Linked DNA regions of Homo sapiens: region 2 is linked to region 1. A link is a loop called in an ENCODE intact Hi-C map of the cell type or tissue named here. Cell type or tissue: mammary epithelial cell. All regions are shown on one strand. Links, peaks and the distances in the headings refer to the core of each region. The heading gives the core; the rest is flanking DNA. Region 1 overlaps PATL1-DT (PATL1 divergent transcript). Region 2 has its middle 54 kb from the start of MPEG1.

Region 1 (16,497 bases), core at 3,069-11,068:
TTAATTAATGAGATCCCAGACTCAGTAAAGTTAGATATTAGTTTATAGAAGATTAACAAGTTGCAAATTATTTTTGTCCAGTGGAGATAATTTCATTTTGGTGGGAAAGATCATCTCAAAGGAGACAGTTTTATTGCCACACAGGACATTAACCAATAATATATTTAACTTTTGAGTCTTAATTCAGCCATTTCCCCCACTATATAGTTCATAGTTTCTTGTGTCCTCCTTTGAATCAGCTTCACCACCTTGCTGTTTCTTTTCATTAATAAGATAAATAAATATTTTGACACATGCTCATAATGTAATTGAAAGAGAATAATTTTTATTTAGCTTTTTGAAAGTTATACTTTGGCAAACTATTAAACTTTTTTTTTTGCAGGGGATTCAACTCAATACGTATTTATCGAGAATCTATTATGTAAAATGGTGAGAAGTGATATCTATATTATAGCCTACTGTGCAATAGCATTATGTCTTTAAAAACGCAATGTACATACCTTAATTAAAAAATGCTTTATTGCTAAAAATGCTAATGATCATCTAAGCCTTTAGCGAATTTTAATCTTTTTCCTGATGGAGGGTCTTGCCTCGATGTTGATAGCTGCTTACTGATAAAGGCAGTGGTTGCTGAAGGTTGGGGTGGCTATGGTAATTTCTTAAAATAAGACAAGGAAGTAAGCCACCTCGATTGACTTTTCCTTTCATGACGGAAAAGTTTCTCTGTAGCATGCAGCGCTGTTTGGCATTTTACCCATGAATTAGAACTTTCAAAATTGGAGGCAATTCTCTCAAACACTGCTTTATCAACTAAGCTTGTGTAATACTCTAAATCCTTTATTATCATTTCAGCAATGTTCACAGCATCTTCACCGGGAGAAGATTCTATCTTAAGGAAACTCTTTTCTCATGCATAAGAAGCACCTCCTTACCTGTTAAAAGTTTAATCATGAGATTGCAGGAATTCAGTCACATCTTCAGGCTCCACTTCTAATTCTAGTTCTCTTGGTATTCCACCGCACCTGCAGTGACTTCCTCCACCGAAGTCTTGAACCTCTCAAAGTCATCCATGAGGGTTGGAATCAACTTCTTCCAAAGTCCTGTTAATGTTTGTAGTGTTATGAAATATATATACATATAGGTTTTCATACACAGGAAACAGAATCTCTTTGACCTTCTCTTGCCTTCCTTTTACCTGCCTTCCTTTCACCTACCCCAAAGCAGGACTCTAATCTTCTGCTTTTATAATTGTGGATCATAAGACTCATTTCAGAGAGGGTCCCAACCCATGGCCTGGGGGAAGGAATGCTGATATAATGAAGCTTCCATAAAAATCCAAGAGGACAGCTTCCTGATAGCTGAACAAGTGGAGGTTTCTGGGGAATGGCTACCTGGGGAGGGCATGGGAGCTCCGTGTCCCTTCCTCCATACCTCTCCCTGTGCATCTCTTCATCTGGATCCTTCGTGATATCCTTTATAATAAACTGGTAAATATAAGTGTTTCCTTAGTTCTGTGAGCCACTCCAGCAAATTATTGAACCCAAAGAGGGGGTCATGGGAACCTCAACTTGAAGCTGATTGATCAGAAGTTCCAGAGACCTGGACTTGCAACTGGTGTCTGGGGGGAGGAGGGAGTAATCTTGGGGACTGAGCCCTTTACCTGTGGGAACTGACATATCTCCAGGTAGTGTCAGAATCGAATTGGAGGATACCCAGCTGGTCTCCACTGCTTGTTGGTGGGGAAAATCCCCCATATATTTGGTCACAGAAGTCTTCTGTGTTGATTGTTGTGGTGTGAGAGCAGAGGACAAATGCAGTTTAAGTTTTTCCATGACAATGTTGATACTTTGACCCCTTCCTATGACTCACAAATGTTCTTTTTGCGGGCAGGGGGCAAACAAGTGCAGTGGCACGATCTCGACTCACTGCAACCTCCACCTCCTGGGCTCAAGCCATTCTCCCATCTCAGCCTCCCAAGTAGCTGGGGCTATAGGCGGGCACCATCATGCCCGGCTAATTTTTGTATTTTTTGTAGGGACAGGGCTTCGCCACGCTGCCTGTACCTGGCTTCACAAATGTTCTTAATGGCATTTAGGATGGTAAATCCTTTCCAGGTTTTTTTGTTTTGTTTTGTTTTCCTTTATCTAGTCATCCAGAAGTATCCAGAAGGTTTTCAATTTCTTTTGCCCAGATCCATCAAAGGAATCATTATCTATGACAGCTATAGCCTTACAAAATGTATTTCTGAAATAATAAGACTTGAAAGTTGAAATTGCTGTGTGGGCTGCAGAATGGATGTTGTGTTAGCAGGCCTGAAAACGATTAATCTTGTACATCTCCATCAGAGTTCTTGGGTGACCAGCTGCATTGTCAATGAGCAGTAGTATTTTAAAATAAACCAGTTTTTTTTTTTTTTTTTTTTTTTGAGTAGTAGGTTTCAGCAGTGGGCTTTAAATATTCAGTAAATCACGCTGTAAATGGATGTGCTGTTGCTATCCAGGCTTTATTGTTTCATTTACAGAGCAGAGGCCGGGTAGATTTAGCATAATTCTTAAGGAACCTAAGATTTTTTAGAAGGACAAATAAGCATTGACTTCAACTTAAAGTCACCAGCTGCACTAGCCCCTGACAAGGGAGTCAGCCTGCCCTTTGAAGCTTTGAACCTAGGCATTGAAAGTCCTAGATGGTATCTTCTTCCAATAATATAAGGCCATTTTGTCTGCATTGAAAATCTGTTGATGTAGCCACCTTCATCAATGATGAAGCTAGATCTTCTGGATGACTTGCTGGAGCTTCTACATCAAGCACTTGCTGCTTTACTGTGTACTTTTATGTTATGGAGGTGGCTTCTTTCCTTAAACCTCATGAACCAAGCTCTGCTAGCTCCAAACTTTTCTTCTGCAGCTTCCTCACCTCTCTCCACCTTCATAGAATTGAGAGAGTTAGGGTGTCTGGATTAGGATCTGGCTTAAGGGAATGTTGTGGCTAGTTTGATCTTTTATCCAGACCACTGAAAGTTTCTCCATAACAGCAATAATGCTGTTTTACTTTCCTACCATTTGTATGTTCACTGGAGTAGCATTTTTAAATCCTTTCAAGAGCTTTTCCTTTGCATTCACAACTTGGCTAGCTTCTTGGCCCAAAGGCCTAGTTTTTGGCCCATCTTGCTTTTGACATGCCTTCCTCACTAAGCTTAATCATTTCTAGCTTTTGATTTAAAGTGAGAGATGTGTGACTCTTTCTTTCACTTGAACACTTAAAGGTGATTGTGAGGTTATTAATTGGCCTAATTTCAATATAGTTGTGTCGCAGGGAATAGGGAGGCCCAAAGAGAGGGAGAAAGATGAGGGAACAGCTAGTCAGTGGAACACACACAACACTTAGTAAGTTCACCGTCTTATAAGGGTGCAGTTCCTGGTGCCCCAAAACAATTAAAATAGTAACATTAAAGATGACTGAACACATATCACTATAATAGATGTAATAAAAAGTTTGAAATATTGTGAGAATTACCAAAATGTGAGACAGAGACGTGAAGTGAACACATGCTGTTGGGAAAATGGTGCTGATAGACCTGCTCAATGTAAGGTTGCCAAAATTTTTCGATTTGTAAAAAACACAATTATCTGTGAAGTATAATAAAATGAGGTGTTAGGTTGTTGTTGTTTCTGTAACAAAATTATATTTCTATAGGTCGGAATTTTAAAATGGGTTACAGAACTACATTTCTTCCTTGAGGCCACTAGGGGAGAATTTGTTTTTTGTTGTTTGTTTTTAGCTTCCAGAGGTTACTTGCATTTCTTGGCTTGTAGCCCTATCCTCCATTTTCAAAGTCAGCAGCATAAATCTTCCAAACTCTTTCTCTCTCTGCTTTTGTTATCATACTTTTCTCTTCAATTCTCCTGCTCCTTTGTTATAAAGATCCTGTGATAACATTGTGTGCACCCAGATAATACAGGATAATCTCCCCATCTCAGGATTCTTAATTTAATCATATCTACCAAATCCCTTTTACCATGTAAAATAATATATTCACAGGTTCTTGGAATTAGGACATGGAAATATTTGGGGAGCCATTTTTTAGCCTATGGTATGTATGTGGTATGTATGAGTCATTGGGGTATAAAAAATGATTTCTGGTAGTATAATGAGAAAAAATTTTAAGGTTTAAGTTTGTGTTTTATGTGCTGCTTAGAGATGAATAATGAAGATGTCACTAGGTGAACTATGTCAATGGTTTCTGTGTTCATTTCAGTAACTCCCAAGACAACTGGGGCTATGTTCACTAACATGCTGTTAGTTATATATTGCTGCATACAAAACTACCCTAAAATTTAGCAGTGATATGGTTTGGTTGTATCCCCACCCAAAATCTCATCTTGAATTTTAATCCCCATAATCCCCATATGTCAAGGGAGAGAACAGCTGGAGGTAATTGAATAATGGGGGTGGTTTCCCTCATGCTGTTCTCATCATAATAAGTGAGTTCTCACAAGATCTGATGGTTTTATGTGTTTGGTAGTTCCTCCTGCATTCATTCTGCGTCCCACCACCTTGTGAAGGAGGTGCGTTGCTTCCCCTTCACCTTCCGCCATGATTGTAAGTTTCCTGAGGCCTCCCCAGCCATGCAGAACTGTGAGTCAATTGAACCTCTTTCCTTTGTAAATTACCCAGTCCCGGGCAGTTCTTTATAGGAGTGTGAAAATGGACTAATACAAGCACTTAAAACAAAAATAAGTTATTATCTCACAAAGATTTTGGGGGTCAGGAACTGGGAGCAGCTTAGCTAGGTGGTTCTGGCTCAGAGTGTTTCAGGAGATTGCAGTCTGAATGTTGGCTGGGGCTCCAGACACCTGAAGTCTTGACTAGCAGTGGAGAATCTGTCCTCAAGATGGTTCACTTACATGGCTGTTAGCAAGAGGTGTCAGTTCCTCTCTGGCTGTTCATAGGAGATCTCAGTTCCTTACTACATTAGCATCTCCATAGGGCTTCTTGATTGTCCTCAGGACATGGTAGCTTCTTTTACAGTGAGTAATCTGAGGTAGAAGCTAAAGCCACAATATCTTTTATGACCCACCCTCAGAAGTCACACACTGTCACTTCTGCCACATTCTATGTACTAGAAATAAGTTACTAGGTACAACCCATATTCAAAGGGAGAGGAATTAGGCTCCACTGTGTAAAGGGAGGAGTTTCAAAGAATTTGTGGACATATTTTATAGAACCACCACAGCCTACTTGAAGAAGAACAACAGACCTTTTAATCATGGCAAATTTTCTGGACAGATAAATAGATTCTAGGGTTGGAATGATGTCAGCAAGATGGTGGTATAGGAGGTCACCTGCTTTTATCCCCCAACAATAAGAATTCTTCACCCATCCAGACAAAAAAGTCTCTTTGTGGAAGCCTCACGATTCAGGTAGAAAGTTGTGGAAGCCCAATGGAGCCTAAGACCTAGGAGGGTGATTTTGAGAGTGCAGACCCATACCCTGTTGGCAGACCCATCAACTGTGCTCCCAGATTCAAGCCTGGGGAAATGGCCTCATTCCCCAAGGGGCTTGGCAACAGCCCCTACTGGCCTTGAGGCTACCACCAAAACCATCTGCCAGGGGGTTCAGGAAGAATCATGCACACCAGTGCCTCAGCAGGGAAGGCTCATCTGCCTGCTGACGTTGGTCTTCGCAGCTTGGACCTGAAAGTTGCCTTGTGGCTCGTCTCCACCCCTCCTCAGCTGTGGTCCCAGCTTAGTACTACTTGCTGGGAAATTGCTTCCCAAAGGGAAAGTTGCCCATATCTCACAGGAGTTACCCATTCATCTGAGCCTCTGCAATGGGCTTTCCAGTCTCTGTCCAACAGCAGATTCTGAGACCCAGTCTCAAGTCTGGCCCCACACCCACCTAAGCCAATGGGATGGGTTTGCTGACCTCTGTTCCATGGGGGCCCTTGAGGGGGCCCAGTCTCAGCTCCAGCCCCTCTTTCCACATGTGGGGATTGTCCTGCCTGTGCAGGGAACTGCTGGGAGGGGTGTCTGTCCAGGCCACTGGGACAGTCTTCTGGGCTTGGGTCCCTGGCTAGCTTATCTATACAGCCTAGGTACCTTCCTTCAATCTTCCTCAGGTCCATCCTGGCTTGGGTGCTGTGTCAGCCTCAAAGCCCTTGCAAAACTTGTGATGAACCTGGGCTTAGGGCCCCCTCTAGTGCTGAAGTGGCTGCAACAGCCACAGGCTTAGGAATCACAAGTCAGGCTGCTTAGAACTTCTAGACAGGCCTATTGAAGTAAAACAGGCACAAACAAAGCCAGAATGCAAAGACTAGAATAAATACCTAATACACAGACATTGACGCACATCTGCAAGCATCCAGAATAAGCAGGGAAATTTGACCTCACCAAACAAAATAAGATGCCAGTGACTGACCCTAAAGGGAACTTCAAGAAAACACAGAGAAACAATTCAAAAATTTACCAGAGAAATTTAACAGAGATATTGCAATTAAAAAAAACCCAGAAATCTAGGAGCTAAAAAATACAATGAGTATTAAAAAATATTAGTAGAGAGCATCAATAGCAGAATTAAGCAGAGGAAAGAATCTGTGAACTTGAAGATAGGTTATTTGAAAATGGGAAAAGAGAGATCAGACTGTTACTGTGTCTATGTAGAAAAAAGTAAACTTAAGAGACTCTATTTTGTTCTGTACTAGGAGAAATTCTTCTGCCTTGAGATGCTGTTAATCTGTAACCCTAGCCCCAACCCTGTGCTTGCAGATAATTGTGCTGTGTTGACTCAAGGTGTAATGGATTTAGGGCTGTGCAGGATATGCTTTGTTAAAAAAGTGCTTAAAGGCAGTATGCTTGGTAAAAGTAATTACCGTTCTCTAATCTCGAGTACCCAGGGACACAATACACTGCGGAAGGCCGCAGGGACCTCTGCCTAGGAAAGCCAGGTATTGTCCAGGGTTTCTCCCCATGTGATAGCCTGAGATATGGCCTCGTGGGAAGGGAAAGACCTGAATGTCCCCCAGCCCGCCACCCATAAAGGGTCTGTGCTGAGGAGGATTAGTAAAAGAGGAAGGCCTCTTTGCAGTTGAGATAAGAGGAAGGCATCTGTCTCCTGCTCCTCCCTGGGAATGGAATATCTTGGTGTAAAACCCGATTTACTGAGATAGGAGAAAACTGTCTTCTGGCTGGAGGTGAGACATGCTGGCGGCAATACTGCTCTTTAATGCACCAAGATGTTTGTGTAAAGTCAAACAGAAATCTGGCCTATGTGAACATCAAGGCACAGCACCTTTCCTTAAACTTATTTATGACACAGAGATCTTTGCTCACATGTTTTCCTGCTGACCCTCTCCCCACCATTACCCTATATCCTGCCATATCCCCATCTCTGAGATGGCAGAGATAGTAATCAATAAATACTGAGGGAACTCAGAGACCAGTGCCGGTGCAGGTCCTCCGTATGCTGAGCGCCGGTCCCCTGGGCCCACTTTTCTTTCTCTATACTTTGTCTCTGTGTCGTATTTCTTTTCTCAGTCTCTCGTCCCACTTGAGGAGAAACACCCACAGGTTGTGGAGGGGCAGGCCACCACTTCAGAAAATATACTGTCATAGGAGAAACAAGAAAAAATAATGAAAAGGAATGAAGAAAGCTTATGGGATTTATAGGATAACATCAAAAGAGCTAATGTATGGGTCATTGGAATTCAAGGGGAAGTAGAGAAAGATAAAGGAGTAAAAAGCTTATTTAAAGAAATAATAGCAGAAAACTTTCCAAACCTAGAGAAAGATACAATTATCCAGGTACGAGAAAGTCATAGGCCACCAATCAAATTTAATCCTAATAAGACCACCCTAAGACATATTATGATAAAATTGTCAAAGGTAAATGTCAAAGACAGGATGCTGAAATCAGCAAGAGAAAGTAACAACATAAAAGGGACTTTTGCAATACACTTAGCAGCGGACTTCTCAGCAGAAACCTGGTAGGCCAGGAGAGAGTAGGATGATATATTCAAAGTACTAAAGGAAAAAAACACCCTGTCAACTGACAATAGTGTACCGAGCAAAGCTGTCCTTCAGAAATGAAGGAAAAATAAAAACTTACCCAAACAAACAAAAGTTGAGGAAGTTCATCACTACTAGGCCTGCCTTACAAAAAATGTTAAAGAGAGTTCTTCAAGCTGAAATGAAAGGATGCTAATGAGTAACATGAAAACATCTAAAAGTACAAAACTCACTGGTAAAAGTAAGTATATAGTAAAATTCAGAACATTCTGATACTGTAATGGCAGGGGGACCACTTATATCCTTAGTATTACGGGTAAAAAATAAGACTTTAAAAAATAATAAATGTAAAAATTAGCTGGACATGGTGGCACATGCCTGTAGTCCCAGCTACTCAGGAGGCAGAGGTGGCAGGATCACTTGAGCCTGGGAGGCAGAGGTTGTAGTGAGCCGAGATTATGCCACTATACTCTAGCCTGGGCAACAGAGTGAGACCTTGTCTCAAAATAATAACAACTAAAATACTTTTTAAGGGATTTCCAATATAAAATTATGTAAATTGTGACATCAGTAATCAAAGTTGTTATCTGTTTAGTATAACATGTTATGAATATGTTTTTGTAAACCTTATGGTAACCACAAAACAAAAACCTATGATCAATATACTAAAAATAAAAAGGAATCAAAACAGACTGCCAGGGAGAAACACTTAACCACAAAGGAAGACAGTAAGAGAGGAATAAAGAAAAGATATGCAATACAAACTAGAAAACAATTAACAAAATGACAGTAATAAGTTCTTACCTATCAATAATTACCTGAATGTAAAAGAATTAAACTCTCCAATTAAAACACATAAAATGGCTGAATCTATATATACATCTATATATCTATATCTATCTATCTATCTATCTATCTATCTATCTATCTATCTATCTATCTAAAACCCAACTACATGCTGCCTAACCCTAATGTTGCACCTCAAGGAACTAGAAGAGAACAAACTAAACCAAAAATGAGTAGAAGGAAAAAAAATGAATAGAAGGAAGGATATAATAAACATCAGAGCAGAAATAATGAAATAGAGACTAAAAAAATACAAAAGATCAACAAAAGTTTTTTGAAAAGATGAACAAATTGACAAACCTTTATATAGACTAAGAAAAAGAAAAGATTCAAATAAATGAAATCAAAAGTGAAAAAGGAGAAATTATAACTGATACCAGAGAATACAAAGAATCATAAGAGAATATTATCAACAATTATATGCTAATAAATTAGATAACCTAGAAAAATGGATACATTCCTGGGCACATATAGCTTACCAAGATTAAACTATTAAAAAAATAGAAAATCTGAATAGAACAATATTGAATAAGGAGACTCAATCAGTCATAAAAAGTCTCCTATCAAAGACAAGTCCATGACCTGATGGCCTTACTGCTGAATTCCCAACATTTAAAGAAGAATTAATAAAATTCTTCTGAAACCATTTCAAAAAATTGAAGAGGAGGGAATTCTTTCAAATTTGTTCTATGAAGCCAACATTACTCTAATTACAAAAACAGACAAGGACACAACAATAAAAAACTACAGGCCAATAACCTGGATGAAAATAGATACAAAAATCCTCAACAAAATACTAGTAAACAAATTCACTAGCACATTAAAAATATTCATTATGATCAAATGGGATACATCCCAGGAGTGCAAGGATGGTTCAGTGTATAAAATCAATAAATGTAAAATATTACATTAACAAAACGAACAATAAAATCCATATGGCCAATTCAACAGATGCAGGAAAAGATTCAACAAAATCCAACATCTCTTACTGATAAAAACTCTCAACAAATTAGGTATAGAAAAAATATAACTCAACACAATAAAGGGCATATTTGACAAACCCACAGCTAGCATCATACTGAATGGGGAAAAGCTGAAAGCGTTCAAGATGTGGAACAAGACAAGGATGCCCACTTTCACCACTTCTATTCAACATAGTACTGGAAATTGTAGCCAGAAGAGTTTGGCAAGAGAAAGAAATAAAAGTCATCCAAAGTGGGAATAAAGAAGTTAGATTTTACGTGTTTACAGATGACGTGATCTTGTATATACAAAATCCTAGAGGCTCCACCAAAAAACTACTAGAACTAATAAACAAACTCAGTAAAGTTGTGGGATACAAAATCAACATATAAAAATTAGTAGCATTTCTGTATGGTGATGGAAAACTATCTGAAATAGAAATCTAGAAAACAATCCTATTATAATAGCTGCACAAAATAAAATGCTTAGGAATAAATTTAACCAAAGAGGTGAAATATCTCTACAATGAAAACTGTGAAACACTGATGAAAGAAATTGAAGAATACACAAATGAATGGAAAGATATTCCATTTTTTTATGGACTAGAAGAATTAATATTGTTAAAATGTTTCTACTACCCAAAGCAATCTACCAATTCAGTGCAATTCCTATCAAAATACCAATGATATTCTTCATGGAAATAGAAAAAAAAAATTCTAAAATTTTTATGGAACCACAAAAGGCTCCAAATACCCAAAGCAACCCTGAGCAGAAAGGACAAAGTTTTGAAGGCATCATATTGCTTGACTTTAAAATATATTACAAAACTGTAGTAACCAAAATGGCATGGTATTGGCATAAACAGAAATATAGACCAATGGAACAGAATGAGACCCAGAAATAAATCCACACATTTGCAGCCAACTGATTTTCAACAAAGGTGCCAAGAACACACTTGGGAAAAGGATAATCTCTTCAATAAATGGTGCTGGGAAAATTCAGTATCTACATGTAGAAGAATGAAATTAGACCCTTATCTCTTACCATATAAAAAAATCAACTTAAGATGGATTAAAGAGTTCCACGTCAGCCTTGAGAATATAACATTATTAGAAGAAGGCCTGGGGGAAAAGCTTCATGACCTTTGTCTGGGCAATAATTTTTTTTAAAGAAAACCTCAAAAGCACAGGCAACAAAGGCAAAACATATTTACAAATGGGATCACAGCAAATGAAAAAATCATCTAAACAGCAAATGAAATGATCAAGAGTGAAGAGACAACCTACAGAATGGGAGAATATGTTTCCAAAGTATACATCTGATATATAAGGAACTTAAATAACTCAACAGAAAAAAAAACCAGTTTAAAAATGGGCAAAAGAGACGCATAGACATTTCTCAAAAGAAGACATACAAATGGCCAACAGATATATGAAAAAAATGCTCGACATCGCTAGTCATCAGGGAAATGCAAATCAGAACTACTATGAGGTATCACCTCACTCGTTAGAGTGGCTATTATTAAAAAAAACAAAAGATGTGGAGAAAAAGGCACCTTTACACACTCATAATGGGAATATAAATTATTATAGCCATTATGGAAAACAGAATAGAGGTTCCTCAAACAATTAAAAATAGAACTGTCATATGATCCAGCAGTTTCACTGCTGGCTATATTTCCAAAGGAAATGAAATCAGTATGTTGAGGAGGTACCTGTACTCTCGTGATTATTACAGCACTACTCACAAAAGCCAAGATATGGAATCAATCTAAGTATCCATCAGTGGATGAATGGATAAAGAGTATATGATATATATACAAAATGGAATATTATTCAGTCATAAAAAGAACAAAATCCAGTCATTTGTGACAACACATGTGAACCTGGGGACATTATGTTAAGGGAAATAAGCCAGGCACAGAAAGACAAATACTACGTTATCTTACTCATGTATGGACTCTAAAAAAGTTGATCTCATAGAAATAGAGTAGAATAGTGATTTTAAAAAGTTGATATCATAGAAAGTGAGTAGAATAGTGATTATCAGAGGCTGGGGAGGGTGGGGGAAGATGAGGAGAGATTGGTCAATTGGTGCAAGGTTTCAGTTAGATAGGAGGAATAAGTTCTGGTGTTCTTTTGCACAGTAGGGTGACTATAGTTAACAATAATGTATTGTATATTTCAAAATAGCTAGTAGAGAGGATTTTGAAGGTTTCCACCACAAATAATAATTGTTTAAGGTAATAGATATGTTAATTACTTTGATTTGCTCATTACACTCTGTATACATGTATCAAAACATGACATTGAACTCCATAAATGCATACAATTATAATGTGTCAATCGAAAATACAATAAAACTAAAAAGTAGATTATGACATTATGATACAAATGTTATAAAATACCAGTGATGCAAACAATGTGGAATTGTAGGAACAATTGTAGGAATATGCAGACTAATTTATGGAACACAAAAGGCAGCCAACAATAACCAAACCTTAGGGTAAATGTGTGTTTAGTATGTGATAAAGATGATACCTCAATTCAATGGAAAAAGGAAACATAATTTAAAAAATTGTGCTAAAATAACTGGTAGAAAAGTTCAAGATTTGTAGCATAGCAGACAACAAAATAATTCCAGAATAATAAATAGGTTTCATGTAAAATTTTAAATCATAAAGCAGCAGGGACAAAATATGAATGGATATTTGTATGACTTCAGGATAAAATTTTAAAATTTATGATGAGTGGAAAAGTCACAGAGCAAAATTTTGATTACTGAATTCCATAATAATAAAACATACATAAAAATAACAAAGTTTCAAAATGATTTTTACACACACTTTAGAGTGTTAACATAAAATACAGACTTCAAAATCAGTCTCAAAATTCTTTAAGCACTTTAGAAAAATATACAAAAATTGTGAATGGCTATAATGTATGTGATTAGATCAATTTAATTAATAAATAAATGTAAACAAGATAGTTGACATTGTAAACCATCAGATTGACAAATGAAAGAAAGAAAGGAAAGAGGGGAAGGAAATGAGGGAAGGAAGGGAGGAAAGGAAGAAGGAAGGAAGGGAGAAAAAGAGTAGGAAGGAGGGAGGGAAGAGAGGAAGAAAGGAAAAGGGAAAGAAAAAGAGACAAAGCAAGCTAGTCAGCTCAGTGTTGACCATGATAAGGTGAACACTGTAAATAGCTTGCGGGAATAGAAATTAGTAAGTTTTTTAAATGCAATTTGCCAATGTGTATCTACAGGTTGAAAATATTTTAATCCTAAAGAAGAATATGAGTTACATACAGTGAATTATATATAACCATGCTTATCACAGTGATACTTACAATAGCAAAAAATTGGTAGCCATCTAAATGCCAATAAAGAGAAATAGATATAATCCATGGAGCTTGGTCTGAAGCATGGGTATGCATAAAACAGCTGCAGTCAGCGTCTAGAACATGAGTATATGTAGAGTGGCCATGGAGCTGGGGTCTGAAGTATGGGGCACACAGAGTAGCTGTAGCTCTGAGGTCTGGGACATACGTGGGGTTGGAGGGAAGGTGGGAGTCTTGTTCCTGGAATGATACAACAGCACCTCCTTCTGTGTGGGGTGCAGGGAATCTGTGGTGGCAATAACTACACACACACACACACACACACACACACATACATACACACACACACACGGCTATAGCTACAGGGTCCTCAACTATGAAAGTTGTGTATAGTCTATGGCTGTCACAGAGACTGTTGAGTTCCTAGATGGCAAAGTGTACTTGGGTCCCCCAGAGAGCAGGCCACAGGGGACCACAATGGCACCCACTGCATGGCTGATACAGATATCTCCTACCCTTCCTTTTTGATTCTAGCCATCTCCAGATGTCTCTGCTAAGCCAATACCATCAGCAATCATTTCTGGGCCTTTGTTAACAGTGGCGAATCTGTATGGGTCTGCAGCAACCTCAATTCTTTCCTCAGAAGAAAGAATTCAACTGAGGGGTACAAGGCAGAAGGAGAGATTGAGGCAAGTTTTAGAGCAGGAGTGAAAGTTTATTAAAAAGCTTTAGGGTCGGGCGTGGTGGCTCATGCCTGCAATCCCAGCACTTTGCGAGGCCAAGGCAGGTGTATCACCTGAGGTCAGGAGTTCAAGACCAACCTGGCCAACATGGTGAAACTCCGTTTCTATTAAAAATATAAAAAATTAGCTTGGCGTGGTGGTGGGCACCTGTAATCCCAGCTACTCGGGAGGCTGAGGCAGGAGAATTGCTTGAACCCGGGAGGTGGAAGTTGCAGTGAGCTGAGATTGCGCCATTGCACTCCAGCCTGGGCAACAGGAGCAAAACTCCATCTCAAAAAAAAAAAAAAAAAAAAGCTTTAAAGCAGGAATAAAAGGAAGGAAATTACACTTGGAAGAGGGCCAAGCAGGCAACTTGAAAGACAAGTGTGTGGTTTGACCTTTGGACTTGGGGTTTTATATGTTGGCTTACTTCTGGGGTCTTGCCTTCCTTCTCCCCTGATTCTTCCCTTGGGGTGGGCTGTCCACATGTGCAGTGGCCTGCTAGCACTTGGGAGGGGAGCACCCAGTGTGTTTACTGGAGTTGTATGCATGCTCACTTGAAGCATTCTTCTCTTACCAGCTGAACGTCCCTAGAAGGTGATAGAGCAGTTAAATTTCACCATTTTGCCTCTTATGAGCATGTGTTAGCCCACTTACCCAACTCCTGAGATCTCACTGGGAAGCTACTGATCATCATTTTCATGTTTTTCCTATCTACTGGAAGACTGCCTTTTTCTGGTGCCAGCTGCATCAATCATTATTTTAGAGAGACAGTTAACAACCACCTGACCATCACCTGATGGTCGCCTGACATTCCTGGTAGGGAGCGGGGCAGCCCTTTCCTGCCCTGTTCATGTCTGACTAGTTACCAACTGAAACATTTTTTTTCTCTTTTCTAGCATCACTGTGTTGTGTCTGGTTCTTAATGGGGCTCTTAAGCCCTCCCAGGGCTATTTTAATTTATTGGTAGCTTCAAATTGTTTTTTGTTGGGGGACGAAGTCTGGTATTTTTTATTCTGTCCTCTTGCTGACATCACTCAGCTCATCAGGAGTTTCATGAAGAACATTGCATATGGCCTCTACTGTGTTTTTAGAGACATGGCAGCCACTCAAGTTTTTGATGATATCTTGATATTTACATTTGGTAAATGTGTCTTCAATATTATAAGAGTTTGTTGAAATTTTAAAATAGTTGTATATCTCTTGAATGATATAAAAATTCAGTATCATCAAAAGAGAATTTTACTACATCATTTACTATTGAATGGTCTAGAGGCTGGGCACGGTGGCTCATGCCTATAATCCTGACACTTTGGGAGGCCTAGGCGGGTGGGTTATTTGAGGCCAGGAGTTCGAGACCAGCCTGGCCAATGTGGTGAAACTGGTCTCTACTAAAAATAAAAAATTAGTCAGGTGTGGTGGCGCATGCCTGTAATCCCAGCTACTTGGGACTCTGAGGCATGAGAATCTCTTGAATCCAGGCAGCAGGGTTTGCAATGAGCCAAGATCGAGCCACGGCACTCCAGCCAGAGGGACAGAGTGAGACTCTGTCTCAAAAAAAAAAAAAAAAAAAAGAAGAAGATCTAGAATATTATAGAGGATATTCTGTTTTAATCTATTATGTATTCCACACAAATTTGTACCATTCTCATATATCAGATGTACTCAAATTGTTTCTACATGAGTTAAGCTCTTTTGGGTGGACAAAAATGCTAATGTTCACTTAATGCATCCAGCACAATGTCTATTTATATTGTAGCTCCTCAAAAATAATTATACAATCATAAAGTCTCTCCATATTTTAATTCATCCTATATTAAAATATTAATTACTAATCATGTTATTTCTTTGCTCTGTGTCATTCTTATGTTATTCAAAATCAAAATCCATAGGCATGATGTCAATGAGATCGTGGAATAAGGGGCTTCTGACTTTCCCTTTTTTCCACAGACACATTGAGTAAACAGCTATACTAGATCAATTTCTTCTGAGAGAAATCAAAAAAGTAGTTGAGAGACTCCTACACACTGAGAAACTGCAATATCAAAATGGGTGGGAAAAGTTGAAACTCACTTGTGACACAAACCTCACCCTGGGCACAATACCTTGCAATTATGAATGAATCCTAAGCTCCTAGATTCTCTCTGAGGAATAAATGGTCTGGAGGATATATAATATCTCAACTCGTTTCCTTCCTTCCTTCCTTCCTTCTTTCCTTCCTTCCTTCCTTTCCCTTCCTTCCTTCCTTCCTTCCTTTCCCTTCCTTCCTTCCTTCCCTTCCTCCCTTCCTCTCTTTCTTTCTCTCTCTTTCTTTTCTTTCCTTTCTTTTCCTTCTTTTCTTGTCTTGTCTTTCTTCCTTCCCTCCTTCCTTCCTTCCTTCCTTCCTTCCTTCCTTCCTTCCTTTCTTTCTTTCTTTCTTTCTTTCTTTCTTTCTTTCTTTCTTTCTTTCTTTCTTTCTTTCTTTCTTCTTTCTCTCTCTCTCTCTCCCCCCCTTCCTTCCTTCTCTTTCTCCCTTTCTCCTTTTCTCTCTCTCTTTCTCTCCTTCCCTCCTTCCTTAATTTCTGAGATAGAGTCTCATTCTGTCACGCAAGCTAGAATGCAGTAGCACAATCATGGCTCACTGCA
Region 2 (16,497 bases), core at 4,299-12,298, 410 kb before region 1:
ACATGAACTATTTTAAAAGAGTTTTCATATGCAGGGTATGGTGGCACACATCTGTAGTCCCAGCTACTTGGAAGGCTGAGACGGGAGGATCCCTTGAGCTCAGGAGTTCAAATCCAGCCTGGGCAACATAATGAGACACTCATTTCTTTAACAAAACAAAAAACAAACAAAAAAAAGACTTTAGTGACACAGGAGAATATGCCTAGGATAATGAAAAAAGAACACCAAATGAAAAATGCAGTGAGAGGTTAATTGTTTAAATGAAATGCACAGGGAACGAAATGTAAAGAAAATGTGCCAAATGTTAGCAGTGGGCCCCACCTCTGGGCACTGGAATTGTAGGTGATTTTTTTCTTCAGTTTGCTGCTGTTTTGTGGTTTGGGTACCTTATTAAATTTGTTTAATGAGCATGTACTACAATCAGAAAAAGAAAAACATCAGCAAGATTTTACAGAGGCCATAAGGCTGCCAGGAATTATTGTTGTTTATGCTTGGGGGAGCAGTCCCTAGCGTCGGTGGAGGTGGGGACTGCCCTCCTCATTGGCCCTTTCACTATGAGAGACCAAGTTATGGCTACTGCCACAGCCAGGTTTCTAGTTGTTTTAAGAAAAGTGTAGCTGAAGGTACAGCTGTTTGTCATGGTAACAACAGATTTCACTTCTAAGTGCCACTTGCACGCCTGGCTCTGCAAGGGTGGTGTGGGCTGACCTGGTGTCTGAGGCAGGAAGAAGCCACTTAGGGCATGTGGAGCCATCTCTCACCATGGCTGTCTTTTTGAGGGCAGGATGACACCAGCAGAGACATGCTCACTGGTGACCTCAAGAAGATGCTCATAGAGGTTCTCCAGCCCGTGATTACAGAGCACCAAGCCCAGTGCAAGGAGGTCATGGACGAGTTAGTGAAAGAGTTCACTAACGAATGAGTTCAGTCGTGCTCATTTTATATATGCTTATAAAGAGACGTGATTTATCAATAATCCCAGCCCAATCAAAGTACCGCTACCTGTAGTCTTCCGTCACATGATCATTACTGGGCTTGGTTTCTCTAAGCCTGTGTATGTTATCAATACTGTTTATTCCTCTGAGTTTCATTATTTCTGTCTCTTGAGGGCAAAACATTGTGGGTGATTGGTGCTGACATTGCATGGTCAGATAGAGAAGTCCAGCTGTGAATCTCTCCCCCAAAGCAGCCCCAAGGCATGGAGCCTTTGGCTGGAAGTCCATGGGCCAACCTGTTCTGTCCATAGAAGACTCCTAGGGCTCCCAGTATACTCTTAAAACCCACTCTATTTTAAAATATATATTCTATGTATGCATATATGGAAGTGAAATATCATTATTGTAACCTAAAAAGTGCTTTGAAATGTTGATGTGGGGAAGTTTATTGAGCGCAAGATGTATTTCAGCCCATGACTCACCACGAAAAAAATTGATAGGTAAAAGCTTTGCTACACATTTGACTAAGAAATCAGCCAGCTTTAAAGCTGCTTTTAATCATAAAGAGTGAACAGAGTTGGGCAGTTTTTATTAAATTGAGTCTTGGGGGTGAAACTTTCCGGTTTACTTAACTCCAGACCATGCATGTATTCTACTCCGGAAATCATGCTCATTTCCCTTGACTAGTGTTTTCCCGCCAATGGATCCTAGACCCTCCATCCTGCAGAGTCAGCGGTGTCTTTTCCCCTGACTGTGTCAGATGCTGAGCAGTCATTACCTCTGCAAATGTTTCATTTTGACAATTGACCGCAATGGAAGTCAGTACAGAGCAATGCACTGGCTGTGTCCGGGATGGGTGGACGTAGCTAGGAAGAAAGTCACACAAGCAGCCCTAGAGGCCCTCACTGGTGTCTGGACAGGCTGCATTTAATCACATGCCATGTTCAGGCTTGGAAGAGAAATTCCAAATTTCAGGGGAGCCCCTGGTCGATATATCTGGGTCTCTCCTCTTGAGCGCTCTGCCTTCCTGCCGCCCCTTGGAGTAAATAAACTTCTTTGGCTCCCGCACGAGGTGCTGTGCTCTGTCTGGGAGGTCTGAGGAGGGAACAAAGTCCCCTCCCTTCCCCTCTTCATGGATGGCCTTGAGTCTGCTGGGGTCAAAATCTGGGGAAAACGCACAATCCCGGGAACCCCACCGTGCCGAGTCGTAGGCTCCCAGGAATGGGCTTGTGCTGGGACAGCCGTTAGCAGTGTCTTGGTGCGGGCTCCCTCTCACACCTCATTTCACATTCCCAACAGCTGGTGGAGAACACAAGTAGAGGTTGTCCTTGTTTCTCAGAGGAGGGGCCAGCCATGGGGTGCTTGGTGGGGCTGTGTAGTGATGGGGAGCACAGGCTGGGAGCCAGGCCAGGCCCCATTCACATGAGGCCCAGGGCAGAGTCCAAGCTGCAAGGGAGACTTGGGCTCACTATACCGGACTATCCTCATTTTGCAGGTGGGGAAACTGAGGCTTAGGAGAGGGGAACATGGCTTGTCCAAGGCCACAGGGTGACTCTGACACAGTGAGCCTGTCCTGGCTCTTGGTGCTTCTGTCTCCACACAGATACACAGGAGCACCATTTTACAAATAAGGGAATTAAGGTTCCAGTCCTGGGAGGCTGGACGCCTGGGTTCAAGTCCCACTTGGGTACTGGTGTGCAGCATGACCTCACGTAGGCCTCCTTTCCCAGCCTTGATTCCTGCTGGGCTGAGCCCTTCTCCCTGCCTTCCCAGGCCCAGCCTCTGCTCACCTGGCTGGCTGTGGCCAGTGGGAGTGAACCACTTACAGAAGATAGCATCTCACCAGCCATGTTGCCCTGGGCAACTAATACAACTTATTGTAGCTCCATTGTACCTGTGGGGCAGGTGCAATGAGGGACAACAAGTGAAGTCAATGACAGCTGCTGCTGTCATGGTCCACCCAGCCAGAGTGTCTATTGGCAGGGCCTGGGCAGGGCTGTGGGCCCAGAAGGGAGTGAGCCAACACAGACCAGCTTCTTCCCTCATCAGCTGTGTGACTTTGGACAGGTCACTTAACTTCCTGGGACCTCCATCTTCTCCCCTGTAAAAAGCAGTGATGCCTCCTATTTAGGGTATTAGGAGGGGTGCCCTGGGTCCAATAGTCAGGTGACTTGCCCAAGGCCACCGCTGGTCAGGGCAGAGGAGGGCTGCACACCTCCCATACCTCCCCCATTTTGCTAAAGTCCAGGGGTTTCCGAGAGAATTTTTCCCTGAGAGACAAGGGCACATCTGGATTAGGACGGACAGGAGCAGTGGCCCCGCAGGTATTTGGAGATGAGGTGTGAGGCCGGCTGCCAGCACCACCATGGTGCCGTAGGCTCTGCCGGAAGAGCACTCCTACTCCAGCTGGTAATGTCCTCTTGTCAGACAGATGTGGTACTGACCAAGCTTGGCCTTGCTGCCCTGTGGTCCCCAGCCTGGAAGGGAGACCAGCCAACTTTGTCTGAAAGGGTACGGTGTATGAAGAGCAATGGGTAGGGGAGCGGGGATCCAAGGTAGAGGGTGGCTGAGCACACAGGGACAGCTGCAGAACAGCTTGCCGCTCCAGGATAGTGCTCGGGGAGAAACAGGTCTGCCTCTGGCCCCCAGCCCCCGCCTGCAGCACCAGCAGATGTGATGTGTTCTCCCCAGGGCCACGCTGGCTGGGCCTTGCCGCAGGCCCAGTAATCTCTGATCATTACGGTAGAGGTTGTAGAGACAATGAGTACAGGGGCCGCTCCTGTACAACCTGCACCCCCTCCCCAGTGACAGCGCTCCGGACACACATGGAGCCAGCTGCTCAGTGACACAGGCTCAGGGAAGCCAAAGGCCCCCACCTCCCAGGGTGCAGCTGCTGCTGGAGCTGGGCCAGGAGTGCTACCAGGAACCCTCCTTCCAAGCCCGAGCAGGTGTGGTCTTCTTGACAAAGTGGTCCTGGGGTCAGCATTTGATGAACAGTGGAAACTCTCTCTTAGCTGCCTCCCTTTCCCAGCATTTGGCCAGAGCATCTCAGCCTCTGCATCTCCTAAGCTGGACACACTCCCAGGAATCCACTGCAGGACTTCATTCATTCATTCACTCATTCATTCATTCCACACCCTCTGAGCACATACTGTGCACCAGCCCTGGAGCCAGATGAAGTCCTTACACTGCTCACAGGCTCTTGTGGGAGGAGGGCAGGTAGACAAGTGACCACACACCCAGACAGGGCCTCAAGAGAGCAGAGCAGGAGACACCTGGGAGAAGCCTGGTGGTCAGGCAGGGAGAGCTTCCTGGAGGAGGTGACGCCTGGGATGTAGAACCAGCCAGGCCGAGCAGGAAGAGGGTGTTCCTGGCACAGGGCACAGGACATAAGGTCTGGTGCCCACAGCACCACACATACAGAGACCAGTGTGACAGGGGCAGGCTCAGGAGGGGGTCCACCTCTTGTTCCGGAATCAGTTTTGTTCAGCAGAACATGGGACAGCATACAGCCCACAGATACCTCAAGATCAGTGTCCGTGAGGGAATGTAGTGAAGGCAGGTGGCTCCCAGCCCTGCCAGGGGGCTGCTGTGGTGGAGACCTGGTGGCTTCACACTGGACCTGCCAGCCCTGGCCCATGATGGCCCCCATCACTGGATGCCATGTGGCACCAGGAAAGGGAGGGCTGGAGCTTCAGACGCACTGGCATGAGTCTGCTCGCCCCTCCCTGCTGTCTCTTAGTGTTGAGGGAAACAAAGATCACACCCTGGGAGGCAGGAGGCCGGGTTCAAGTTCCTACTCAGGTACTGCCATGTGGCATGACCTCACCTGGGCCTCCTCATCCCACTGGGGTCCCCACCCTTCCAAGTCCCAGCCCCTGCTCACCTGGCTGGCTATGGCCAGTGGGGCCGAGCCACCCACAGAGGGCAGCATAGGAGAAGAAGTAGGTGGCAAAGGAGTGGCTGTCCCAGAAAAGCAGGGCTGAGCTGCTCTTGTAGAGGCTGTGCAGCCCCTCCTCATGGGCCACCATGGCCAGGCAGTGCAGCAGCCCATGGTACTTGGACACTGAACATACAGGAGACACAGGACACACGAGGGGCACAGACAAAGGCCCCGAGGCCAAGGGCCGCAACTGCTGCATCTGTGTCTGCAGGCAGACCTTAGCCACCTCAGTGGGCGAGGCCAGGAACACCTGCAGAGGAGGAGAAGGCAGGGATAAGATGGCACCTACAGCTCTGCCCACAGCCTGCGCCTGGCCTCCCACAGGCCTCGTGTTACCCATGGTGACCTTGGGGAGCCTGAGCCCTGAGATGCTGCAGGTTTGCCATTTGCTTCCTTTCCCTCTCCCTACCCATGTGTCTTGAATGCCATGCCACCTGGCATGGAGGGATCCGTTGCCCTTCGTGGATATCCACGGCACCCCATGCTGGTCAGGCAGCCGCGGGTGGCCAGAGGCTCTGAGTCAGGCTACCCAGGTCTCCACTAATCCACTTCTAACTACATGACCCGGATGGATCCCTTCATCTGTGTGGGCCTCAGTTTCCTCATCTGTAAAATGGAAATTCTATGACCTAACACGACACGGCCATTGGGAGGACAGCGGAGTCAGCAGATACAAAGCTCTGCAGCCCTGCCTGGCAGGCAGTAGACTCTGTGAATACAACCAGCAGGACTCAGCTCTGCTGCCAATGTGCTGGGGGCTTGTGTTCAGCTTATTGCAGAGTGCCCTAGTGAACACCATTTGGGGTCTTTAATGTTTAACTGGGGCATATTTCTAGAGGGAAATTTCCGGGTGAAACATACCTGAGCTATTTTGTATTGTAATAGATTTTGCCATTTTGGTGGGATTTGGAGGGGCCAAAGAGGGACAGTGAGACTTCCAAAGAATGGATCCTGACTCAGGAGCCCAGAGTGGACTTTGGGGTACTGGCCCAGTTCCAGAGAAAATCAGCAGCCCTGGCATTTCCAGAAAATGGGGCTTCTTGGCAAGTCTGAGCAAAGTCAGAAGTCCCCACATTCTCATCTGGCTCACTCAGTGCCCAGGAGGAAGCCGCTGGCCCACCTGAGCCTGTTTCTTCATCTTTAAAATGGGGCATGGGTCAGGCATGCTAGCTCATGCCTATAATGCCAGCACTTTGGGAGGCTGAGGCAGGAGAATCACTTGAGCCCAGGAGTTTGAGACCAGCCAGGGCAACATAGCAAAACCCTTGTCTCTATGAAAAATACAAAAACTAGCCAGGCATGGTAGCACATGCCTGTAGTGCCAGCTATTCAGGAAGCTGAGGTGGAAGGAACGCTTCAGCCTAGGAGGTCGAGGATGCAGTGTGCCATGATCACGCCACTGTACTCCAGTCTGAGAGACAGACAATATTTTGTCTCCAAAAATAAATAAATAAATAAAATGAGACAAGACAGCCCTGTACCCAGGACACGGGAACCTCTATGCTTTAAGCTTCGCCTGCTTGCATGTGTGCAATGTCCGGCTGGTTGATGCTGACCACACAGCCCCAGGCAGTGGGTGGGTACAGTCTCAGCCACTTTGAGAGGCGGTAGATGTGTCTCTGGGGTGAGATTGGTGTGTGGAGCGGGATGAGCCCCCAGTCAGTCCTCCCAGACATCCTGGCCTCCCTCTGAAATCCCAAGAGGTTAGGGCTCTGGGTCTGGAGTCTCTGAGCCTGTGTAGCCCCTGGGATAGACCTCCAAGCTACAAAGCCTATCACAGGGCATTCTGTGCTGCCTCTCCTCCCTGAAAACAGGGCACAAAGGCAGGGCTGCTCCCCAGCTCCAGCTCCCGCTCTACTTTTCCCACCGAGCTCATGGCATGCATCAAACCCCACCTCCCAGCCCACTGGCAGTATTTGTGGGCAACAACCGATAAGTACACCACGACTCAGGCAGAAACAGCTGATGAGAGTTCGGGGAAAGACCTGGAATTTGAGGCCCAGCTCTGCCACAGATGGCACCGTGGCAAATAGACTCAAGCCCCGTGCCTCTGTTTCCCTATCTGCAAACAAGGACAACAGCTACCTGTGGCAGGGTTAACGAGTTATTAGTCAGAAGAGACAGAGGTGAAGTCAGAGAGCTGACCATACCAGGCCAGGCCAGACCCTGCTGCTGGTGTTCCTGAGCCCCCGCCACAACCCAGCCTTGTCCCTTCAGAGTCCCCTGGACCCCAAGCCCTTTTGGGGCTGCTTTTTGCAGCACCTCCTGCTAACCACATTCCTCCCCACTTTCTAGCCCTTCCTGCCCTGCCTGGGAGGCATCTTCAACCCTGGAGTCCACTGGCTGCAAGGGCTGAGAAGGCCACTTGTCCTGGGCCTCAGGGTTCTCACCTGGACAAAATTTGACCCCATAGGAGGTCAAAATTCCAGGCAGGAGGCGCTTGAGCCAGCTTAAAGGGGAAAAGACAGGCAGCTTTGAAGAGAAGCCTCCTCAAGGCAGGCTCACCAGGATCCCCTGCCAGCTGGGCCTGGCACACAAAGAGGCTCAGTAAACACATAGGCCAGGTGCAGTGTCTCATACCTGTAATCCTAGCACTTTGGGAAGCCAAGGTAGGTGGATTGCTTTGAGGCCAGGAGTTCAAGACCAGCCTGGGCAACTTAGCAAGATCCCTGTCTCTGCAATAATAATAATAATAAATAGCCAGGCATGGTGGTGCATGCCTGTAGTCCCAGCTACTTAGAAGGCTGAGGTAGGAGGATCCTTGAACCCAGGAAGTCAAGGCTGAAGTGAGCCATGATCATGTCACAGCACTCCAGCCTGGGTGACAGAGACCATGTCTCTGGAAAAAAAAAAAAAGGAAAAGAAAAGAGGAAAGAACACACATGGACAGAGTGAACAGGAGCTGCCTGCCACCCTCCATTTGGACAGCAAGGCCCTGTGAGGGGCCTTGGAGGTGAACCCAGCTCCCGCTGGCCCTTCATCCTCCCACCATGTGGCACAGACACTGGAGGGTCAGGCAGCAGAGGAGGTCGCTGTCCGGACTCCAGAGGGCAGAGCCCGAAGCAGGGGCAGGTGGCAGAGCCCCACACAGCTGCCCCAAGAAGACATGGCCCTGCCTAATGCTGGTGAGTGCTGGGCAGGTAACCTGTCCCAACGTGCTTTGGCTCAGTCATCCTTTCGGCCAGCCACCACCCACCCTCTCCCACCCACTCCTGACTCTGGAATGCCACCTCCAGCTCACCTTACCACTCCAACTCAGTTGCACTGACTGGAGGCCTGGGAGTGCCTGCTCACTCAGCCATCCCCCACTATGATAAAGAGAACCTGAGAGAGGGCACAGCCAGGCCAGCTCATGGCTAGGCCCCCACAGGGGCCCAGAGGCTGAATTTTGTTAGCCCTGGGCAATGTAGGAAGGACCAAAGGCCTCAACCCCCGCCGTGTCCATAAATGCCAGGTTGAGCCCCTCCTGCTGGCCCCTCTATGTCCTGACCAGGTGGCCGGCACCACCCCTTTGACCTTCTGGCTCTGGAGCACCCTGCCCCCACCCCCAGGCCCCCATCAGCTCTATTTTTATCCAAGAAGCACTCGCCCTGTGTCTATTTAGATCACTCCCCATTGAGTTTCTGGTCCTCTCATAATCTAGGCCAAGCCTCCTCAGTCTTCATGGCCCCCTCGAAGGCCAAGCGGATTCTGCATGGCACCCAGCCTGCCAGGAGCCCACAGCTCACCCGAATGGTAGCCCTGGGAAGCTAAATGCTCCCAACTAATGGCAATGCAAGAAACTCACACACCATAGTGGCAACTGTGGGATTGAATGCATTGTCCACAAGAGGTCCCAGGTCCTTCACTCTCTGAGGCCCAGAGGGCACCCCCTGGCAAGGAGGATTCACTCCCACTGAGTGGCTGAGAGGCTGGAGATTAATCCAGACGACAGCAAGTGTTTATTCATAGCAAGAAAGAGACCAGTCGGGCAGAACTTTGACTTGTCAGTGCCAAACCTCAAACCGACAGCTCAGGCCCCAGCCCCTGGCCATAAAGCCACCTGACCTGTTCCTAGGTCTTCAGCAGCTATTTGGAACCTTTGCCAGCTGGGGCCAGGAGCCCCGCTGTGGGGCCATGATTTCCCCCAACCCATCCAGACAGTTGAAAAGATGACCTGGTGAAACCCCGTCTCTACTAAAAAATACAAAAAAATTAGCTGGGCGTGGTGGCAGGCGCCTGTAGTCCCAGCTACTCGGGAGGCTGAGACAGGAGAATGGTGTGAACCCAGGAGGCAGAGCTTGCAGTGAGCTGAGATCACGCCACTGCATTCCAGCCTGGGTGACAGAGCAAGACTCTGTTTCAAAAAAAAAAAGGATGCCCTTAGGAAGCCTTCAGGATTTCAGCTGATTAAGTAAATTAACATGTATGATCCACTTCCTGCAAAGGTGTGGACAGCTATGGGTGGAGAGCCAGAGCATCTTGCCCTATAACAGAAGGGCAGGCACTATCCCTGCTTCCTGCTGGCTTCGTGTGAGGTCATCTATGTGCATGGACCGGCCCCTAGAATCCTCCCCAGCCCGGTTCACAGATGACAAACCTGAGGCAAGAAGGCTCATAGGTCAATGCAGCCAGGAGGGGTCTGAGCTGAGACTTAAAAGCAAAACTGTTTGAGTTGGATCTTCCTGAATCTATCCTTGGAGACGGTCTCAACCCACAGTCCCCACAGCCACCTGAGAACCACTAAACAGGCTAGTTTAAATGCAGGTTTCATCTTCACCTGCTCCCTGGGGCTGATTCCTTAGGTCTTGGGTGGGGCCTGGAAATCTGCCTTCCTGGCTGTTTTCCAAGGCAGTGAGTCAGGCCCACAGGGACCCACCGGTCGACTCCAGCCTCAGAGGTCTAGAGAGGGGAACCTGTGGCCAAGGCCACACAGCAAGACAGACCAGAGCCTGGGTCCCCTCACTGAGGCTGGGCTCCAAGGCTGCCTGCTTGCTTGGGTTGGGAGGAGGCAAAGCTGGTGCAGCAGGGCCTGGCTCTGTACGCTACACCCGGAGGAGAACCAGGCTGTGTTCTCCTATCTCCCTGGCTCCATCTTACTCTGGTCCATTGCAGCCCTACTAGGAACTGTGTTTCTGATGTTTGTAATTCTAAAAATATGTTTTAGAAAACTGGAAATAACAAACAAACCCTCTTTTTCACCAGCACGGAGAAGGGCAGGCTGTCAGCCAGCAGGCCCATGCGCAGATCCCACCATACTCACAGCCAGGTCCTGTCCAGTGGATGGGACAAAGAAGGCCCTGCCCTGGTGGAGCTGACATTCCAGTGGGTGCTGGGTGATGAAGGCAGAGAAACAGTGGGGCTGAGGTGGGGGCTTTCCCCAGGGAGGATGTCTTAGTCCATTCTGGCTGTTGTGACAAAATAAAAACATGAACTGGGTGGCTTATAAACAGAAATTTATTCTCACAATTCTGGAGACAAAGTCCAAGATCAAGGTGCCAGCAGATTTTGTGTCTGGTAAGGGACCCACTTTCTGATTCCCTGTGTCCTCACATGGCAGAAGAGGCAAGGGGGCTAAGGTCTCTTACAAAGGCACCTGGCTGGGTGCAGTGGCTCACACCTGTAATCCTAGCACTTTGGGAGGCCAAGGCTGGAGGATCACTTGAGTCTGGGAGTTCAAGACCCAGCCTGGGCAACGTGACAAAACCTTATCTCTACAAAAACAAGTCAGAAGAGAAAGTGTGAATCGATTCCTGTCCTTGGAGTCCTGAGTGGGCTTAGATGAGGTTAGAGTCTTTCTGCTCTATTCTTCCCTTGCCCTCTGTCCCAGAGGTTGCTGAAAGCTATTGCTGCCCCAGGGCAGGTCAGGGGCCAGAGGCATAACCGTGCACCCACTGGAAGGGGACCCCACAGCTGGACCTGGCTGCTGGGGACATGGAGTAGCCTTGAGGGACCCCCAGCTGGAGGGAAAAGGAAAGCCAAGCGGCACATACTGGACAAGTGTTAGGTTTCAAAAACCCAGGGAAATCCAGATACTGCCCAAGAAAACAGGTTCTAGAACTAGGATTTTCAAATTTAGAAAATTCAAAACATCAAGTGGAAAAGAGGATGGTTTTCCTGTTTCTGGGAAACAAAGGCCTCCCAGAAAACCAGAAACACAGGTGGAAGTCACGAAAGAAAATATAGGTTTGGTGGATGTCTTTTCATCTACCTGTGAATGTTAGGGGCTGTGGAAGGAGAAGAGGAAGCAGGTCTGGACATGGCAAATATGATCAATAAATAATAGTAGAAATTTTCCCTGATCAGAAGAGGGCATGAGTTTGCACATTGAAAAGGTTGTTAGAGTTCCAGGCAGGGTTACATTGAAGAAAAAGATACACCCTTGGCATCTCCTGGTGACATTCTTGAAAGCTACAGATAAAATCAAAGAGGCTTCCCAGCAGAATAAATAGATAATTGACAAAGGAGGAAGAAAAGAAACACATTGGCAGCAGATTCCTCATTTGCAGCACTGAAAACCGGAGGACTCTGGCTGGCCTGGGCCCAGGAAGCCTCACCAGAGCATTAATACCATTCCCTGACCAGACTAAGAAATATATTTTGCAGACGAGCAAGCGAAATTCAGAGGATATTCCCGCTTGTGTTACGTATGAAGGAAATCATCAAGAAAGGCCCTAATGAAATGGCAGTTGATCAGAATAGGGACCCCAAGTTGGAAGGAGAGGGAATCCTTGTTAGTTGAGTCTCACAGTTTATAGGAAAATATCAGTGGAAGGTGGCAGGGATAGGAGCCTTCTTGGGTAGCTCTTACTGGGGTGGGTAGGGCGGAAGGAAGCAGAGAGAGTCCTAGCGGGAGGCAGGTGCTTACCCTGTTTCTATATAATGATCAGGAAGCAACCATTTGCTGTAATGATAGATTGACAATTAGAAAGAGAATAAATAGTAATTTGCCCAAACCATCAAAACTATGGAAAAAGGAGTAAAATAAACCATTCACATAGAATAAAGTGACATACAAATGTCAGATCCTTCAGTTGTTCTAACAAAATCTGAGACTGCTTTAGACTGGGTTAGAAAACAAAATCCAGCTATAGTTGTTTACAAAAAAAAAACTGAAACAGGATAGTAAGAAGAGGTTCAAAATTACAAATTGGGTCAGGTGCAGTGGCTCACACCTATAATCCCAGCACTTTGGGAGGCCAAGGTGGGTGGGTCGCCTGAGCCCAGGAGTTTTGAGATCAGTCTGAGTGACATGGCAAGACCTGTCTCTATCAAAAAAATTACAAGTAGTTAGCTGGGTGTGGTGGCTCGTGCCTGTGGTCTCAGCTACTTGGGAGGCCAAGGCAGGAAGATTGCTTATGCCCAGGAGGCGGGGGTTGCAGTGAGCCCAGATTGCACCACTGCACTCCAGCCTGGGCGACAGAGTGAGATCTTGTCTCACCAACAAAAAACAAAGCAAAACACCCAAAATTAAAAGTTTGACAAAGTATACCTGGCACATGTAACCAAAAAGAAAGAACTGGCAAAGTTAATATCTAAGCGGATTTTAGGGTACAAAGCATTAAAAGGATGAAGAGGACAGTAGGTAAAGATAAAAAGTTCAATTGGTGGTGAAGAAGAATAATAACTTCCATTAACCTTTGGGCCTCAACTCACATGATAACCAACTCTAATGGAGAATGAGAGGTGATGGCTGAGGAGGGCTCTAGACCCAGAAGGTCTAGGTTTGAATCCCTGCTCCACTCACTGATAAGCATGGTGTGGACATTAATTCTCTGTGCCCTGCCTTCCTCATCTGTAAAATGGTTTGCTAATCCTTTAACAGGCATTAAGTGGAAGAGTTAATGCAGGTTGTAATGTGACTGTTAATCAACAGATGTGAGCTATTTTAATTATACATAAACACTGCTGGCGATAAAAGGAGAACTTTAACAGATGCACACATAAAACTCTAGGGAGTGAAGTGTGGGAGGCAGAATTAGTTACTTGACCTTACTAAGCCTTAGTTTCTCCTTCTGTGAAATGGGTAAAAAGGCTGCCTTACTCACAGTGCTGGCGAGACTCCCAGAGATGCTTACCATCTGCACAGCATGGAGGACTCTGAGAAGTGTTTGCTAATTGTTCTGGAAGGTTGATCTTTGTCCTTTGAGAGGGGCTGGATTTTTGGCTGAACCTGGAATAATAAATAAACAAGCATCAATGCAAAGTCACAAGCTGTCATCGTGGGCTCGAGGTGGCTGCCACTCAGGGAAGGGAATGGAGGTATCAGCTAGTGCATCAGGACCTGGGGTGATCACTCCCCAGAAGGCCATTACCCTGTTCAATCTCCATGAACACCCTGGGGGAGGGAGATAAACCTTCACAGGTAAGGAGAGTGAGGCTCAGAGACTCTGAGTCATTTGTGAGGTCGCTGACCTGATGAGCAGCTGAGGGAAAATTCAAATCTGGGGAGGGTCTTACCCCATAGTCCAGCATCCCTGGAGCCTCTTGCCCATGCCAGGTGTTTGGAGCAATGGGACATCGCAGAAATAGTGTGTGCAACCTCCCAGGGGACAACTTCTACTGTCAGCTGACCAGACCAATCAACTGTAGAGAGCAGCAGCCTGAAGATAGGACACGAGCGTTGAGTTGGACAGATGCTGGCTTGACCTTGGGATGTCATGTGCACACACACAAACACACACATAGACACACCCACTAGATATGAGGATTACAGGAGCTCACAGGATGTGCCTGGTGCCCAGTAGGTGCTTGGTCAATGTTCCTTTCCCCTCCAGCAGCTCCTGTCTACTCTTCCTTGCCAGAACCCCATCCTATCCAGCACCCTACACTGCAAGTTTCTGAGCCACTTAGGTCACAAGTCCCTCTCTTCTCTTCCAGGTGTGACAGGTATGCTTGGGGGACACCCACTTTACACAGTCAAGATGAGTCTCCTCACTTGTTTATTTCTCAGGCACATACATTGGAGAGAGGCTCACAGAGTTGAAGGGACTGGAAGCCCACTTCTATATACAACTCCAGGTGGGCAGCTGCTTTTCTACCACGCCGGATTGAACCTTCCCCCCTGGTTTGTCCTGGCAAATCCCCGCTGGGGCTGAACCACATGTTGGGTTCATGGCCAAGTCCATCCTCAGCTTGGCCAGCTGGGACCAAGATGCTAAAATTTCCTCCCACCCAGAGCAAGGGCACCCACATTGTTCTAATGCAGGACTCCCCGGAACAGTTTCTTAAAAGAAACAGAAAAGTCAAAACTTGTCAGTATATCCATGAACATGATCTTCAGAATAGCAATCATCATTACAGAAAAACCGAGTAATTGTCTCTCAGGTGCCAGTGTGCAGCTGTGAGGCATCCGTGCCAGAAGCCTGAGGAAGAGCCCAGGAGTGTGGCCTGTTCTTGGGAACTGAGGCACTGCGGCTGGCCCCCTGTAAGCTGGTTCCTCCTCGATACACCCCACACCTCGATGAACTGGAGTTCCATGTTCTCAGACCCCCCAGAACAGAAACCAAGAAAACCCATTTCCTCCAGCTGGAAATTCCCAAATAAGTCCCTTCACCCTTTCCTTGTGTTTGGGGTTGTGTGTTCTTAAAGTGGCCCAGTTGGGACCCTTCCCTGCCATTTTCCCTGGGCCCCAGTGCAAGCTGTAAACAGCGGTCACCAGGCCAGCCCTGTGTTTGCTGGCAGCACTGAACTTGGCCCCTTTTCCCACTGAGGGAGGGCAAAGCTGACTACAAGGCAAGACACATCATCCTGAGCTGGGTTTGCGGGAGGCTTTCTGTCTCCTCTTTTTTCAGTGAACCCAGGTGTTGTCAGAGGAAGTAACTTCTTATTGTAGGGTTGGGATTTCATCCAGCACAGGTGTAAGGGCTCAGCTTTATGCATTGGCTTTGGCCTTAAAATGTTCTGTCCCTAGGCCTCATGCAGGTCTTGTCCCCTCTGCCAGCCAAATTTCTGCATGACCTAGGGCCGGTCACTGTACCTTTTGTGAGAGGAGGCAGTTAGGGGCTGGCTAGGCAGGTAGAGATGGAGAGTCTCTGGAGAGAACAACACCCACAGGGAAGTATATTCTTCCCCTGTTACGTAGCTAGCAGGTGGAGATGTGGTTAAGAACTTCCTCTTATACCAGGATGTTTGCTCAGAATGGACTGTCTCAACTTAGGCACAAGCACAATAAATCAACTAAATGTCCTTAACTTGACCCAGCTTATTATAATATCATGAACATGACATCTACGTTGCAGTTTTACCACCACCCCCACCCCCAACTGGGCTTTTCTGTAGTGCCTATGGGTAATAATTACAATGGAGTAACTGTGGACAAGAAGGCACCTGCACAGTAAGAAGTGGAACTAGGAAGGAACTTGGAAGTAGGAGGTTATGTAAGATGCAAATGAGAAAAACATCTCTAGAAAGGAGGGATAAAAACCCTTGGATGAGCTGGTCAGCAGCAACCTACTTTCAGGTCCCCTCTCTTTACTGAGAGCTGTCTTTCTGTCACTTAATAAAACTCGACTCTCCCTTACCCACCCTCCTGTATCCGCATACCTCTTTCTTCGTGGCCACGAGACAAGAACTTGGAACTTACTAAAATACAGAGTAAGGAAACTGCAACATTTCTTAGGGGCTCACCCAGGATAACCCAGACCTCTGTTAACACTGTAAAGTTCACCCAGCCCTCCTAATTGTTATATCAAAAAACCCCACAAAGGACAGTCCTAGTGGACCAGGGAAACAAACCCTAGAACGCCCACAGAAAAGGCGCCAGCCCCTGAAGCCAGTTCTCTGGGTCAATCCTATCGACCCTGTCCAGGTCCCCCCTTAAACTTGCCCCACCATAGACATTTTTGTTCTAGGTGAGTGCCAGCCTCCCTGATGCCCATACAAGAAATGCCTTGTGAATATGGCCCTATTAAGGTACAGGTTCCCTTTTCTCTACAAGACTTAAGACAAATAAAGGGAACTCTTGGTAGATTTTCAGGCAACCCTGGCAGGTATATAAAGGCCTTCCAGGATTTAACCCAAGTATTTGAACTCTCCTGGAAGGACATTATATTTCTCTTAAAGCAAACCCTGACCACTGTGGAGAAACAGCCTCCCTGCAAGTTGCAGAGAAATTTGGAAATGAGCTTTGTACCTCATATAGTGCCAGAGAAGACAAGGCACCTTATTCAATTGGAAAGACGGCGATACCATTGTAGGACCCTAAATGGGACCATGATGATAACATGGGAGAATGGAGGAGGAAACACTTTCAGGTGTGCATATTGGAGGGCTTAGGAAGGACTAGAGCTAAGCCTTTCAATTACTCAAAACTGTGATTGACCAGAGATTAGATGAGAATCCCTCTGGCTTTCTGGAAAGGCTAAGAGAGGACTTGATGAAGCATACCTCTCTATCACCTGATTCAGTAGAGAGACAACTAATCCTATATGATAAAGTTATTATTCAGGCAACACCTGATATCAGGAGGAAGCTACAAAAACAGACCATAGGACCAGGTAGCACTTTAGAAAACCACCTAAATGTGATCACCTTGGTCTTTTACAACAGCGATCAGGAGGAGGCTCAGGAGAAAGAGAGGAGACATAAGAAAACGGCAGAGGCTCTAGTAGCTGCTCTACAGGCCTCCAGACCCCAGGA

What was found. Hi-C counts contacts between places; a loop is a spot of excess contacts. Peaks named below come from ENCODE experiments on the same cell type or tissue, not always from the same donor. Only the 100,000 strongest peaks of a DNase experiment are listed, where the experiment ranks them.
Region 2: it touches region 1 in a loop (6-fold over the local background); 2 of 110 quality-filtered maps call a loop at or near these places.

The regions. Positions count from the first base shown.
Region 1 is chr11:59,674,545-59,691,041 of GRCh38, forward strand. PATL1-DT (PATL1 divergent transcript) reads left to right here. Exons shown (of 4, transcript NR_187296.1): 3 at 383-429; 4 at 853-1,497. Among named protein-coding and RNA genes, the nearest start is that of PATL1-DT, 13 kb to the left of the region's middle. RefSeq lists an enhancer at 5,834-6,334. In mammary epithelial cell, for the core only: a CTCF peak has its summit at 6,198 (motif pointing left); a DNase peak (open chromatin) is centred at 6,187.
Region 2 is chr11:59,258,579-59,275,075 of GRCh38, forward strand. It overlaps the pseudogene WARS1P1 and the pseudogene SLC25A47P1. Among named protein-coding and RNA genes, the nearest start is that of MPEG1, 54 kb to the left of the region's middle. RefSeq lists enhancers at 4,625-5,125, 5,126-5,626, 14,572-14,621. In mammary epithelial cell, for the core only: a CTCF peak has its summit at 4,857 (motif pointing right); a DNase peak (open chromatin) is centred at 8,083; H3K27ac peaks cover 1,954 bases.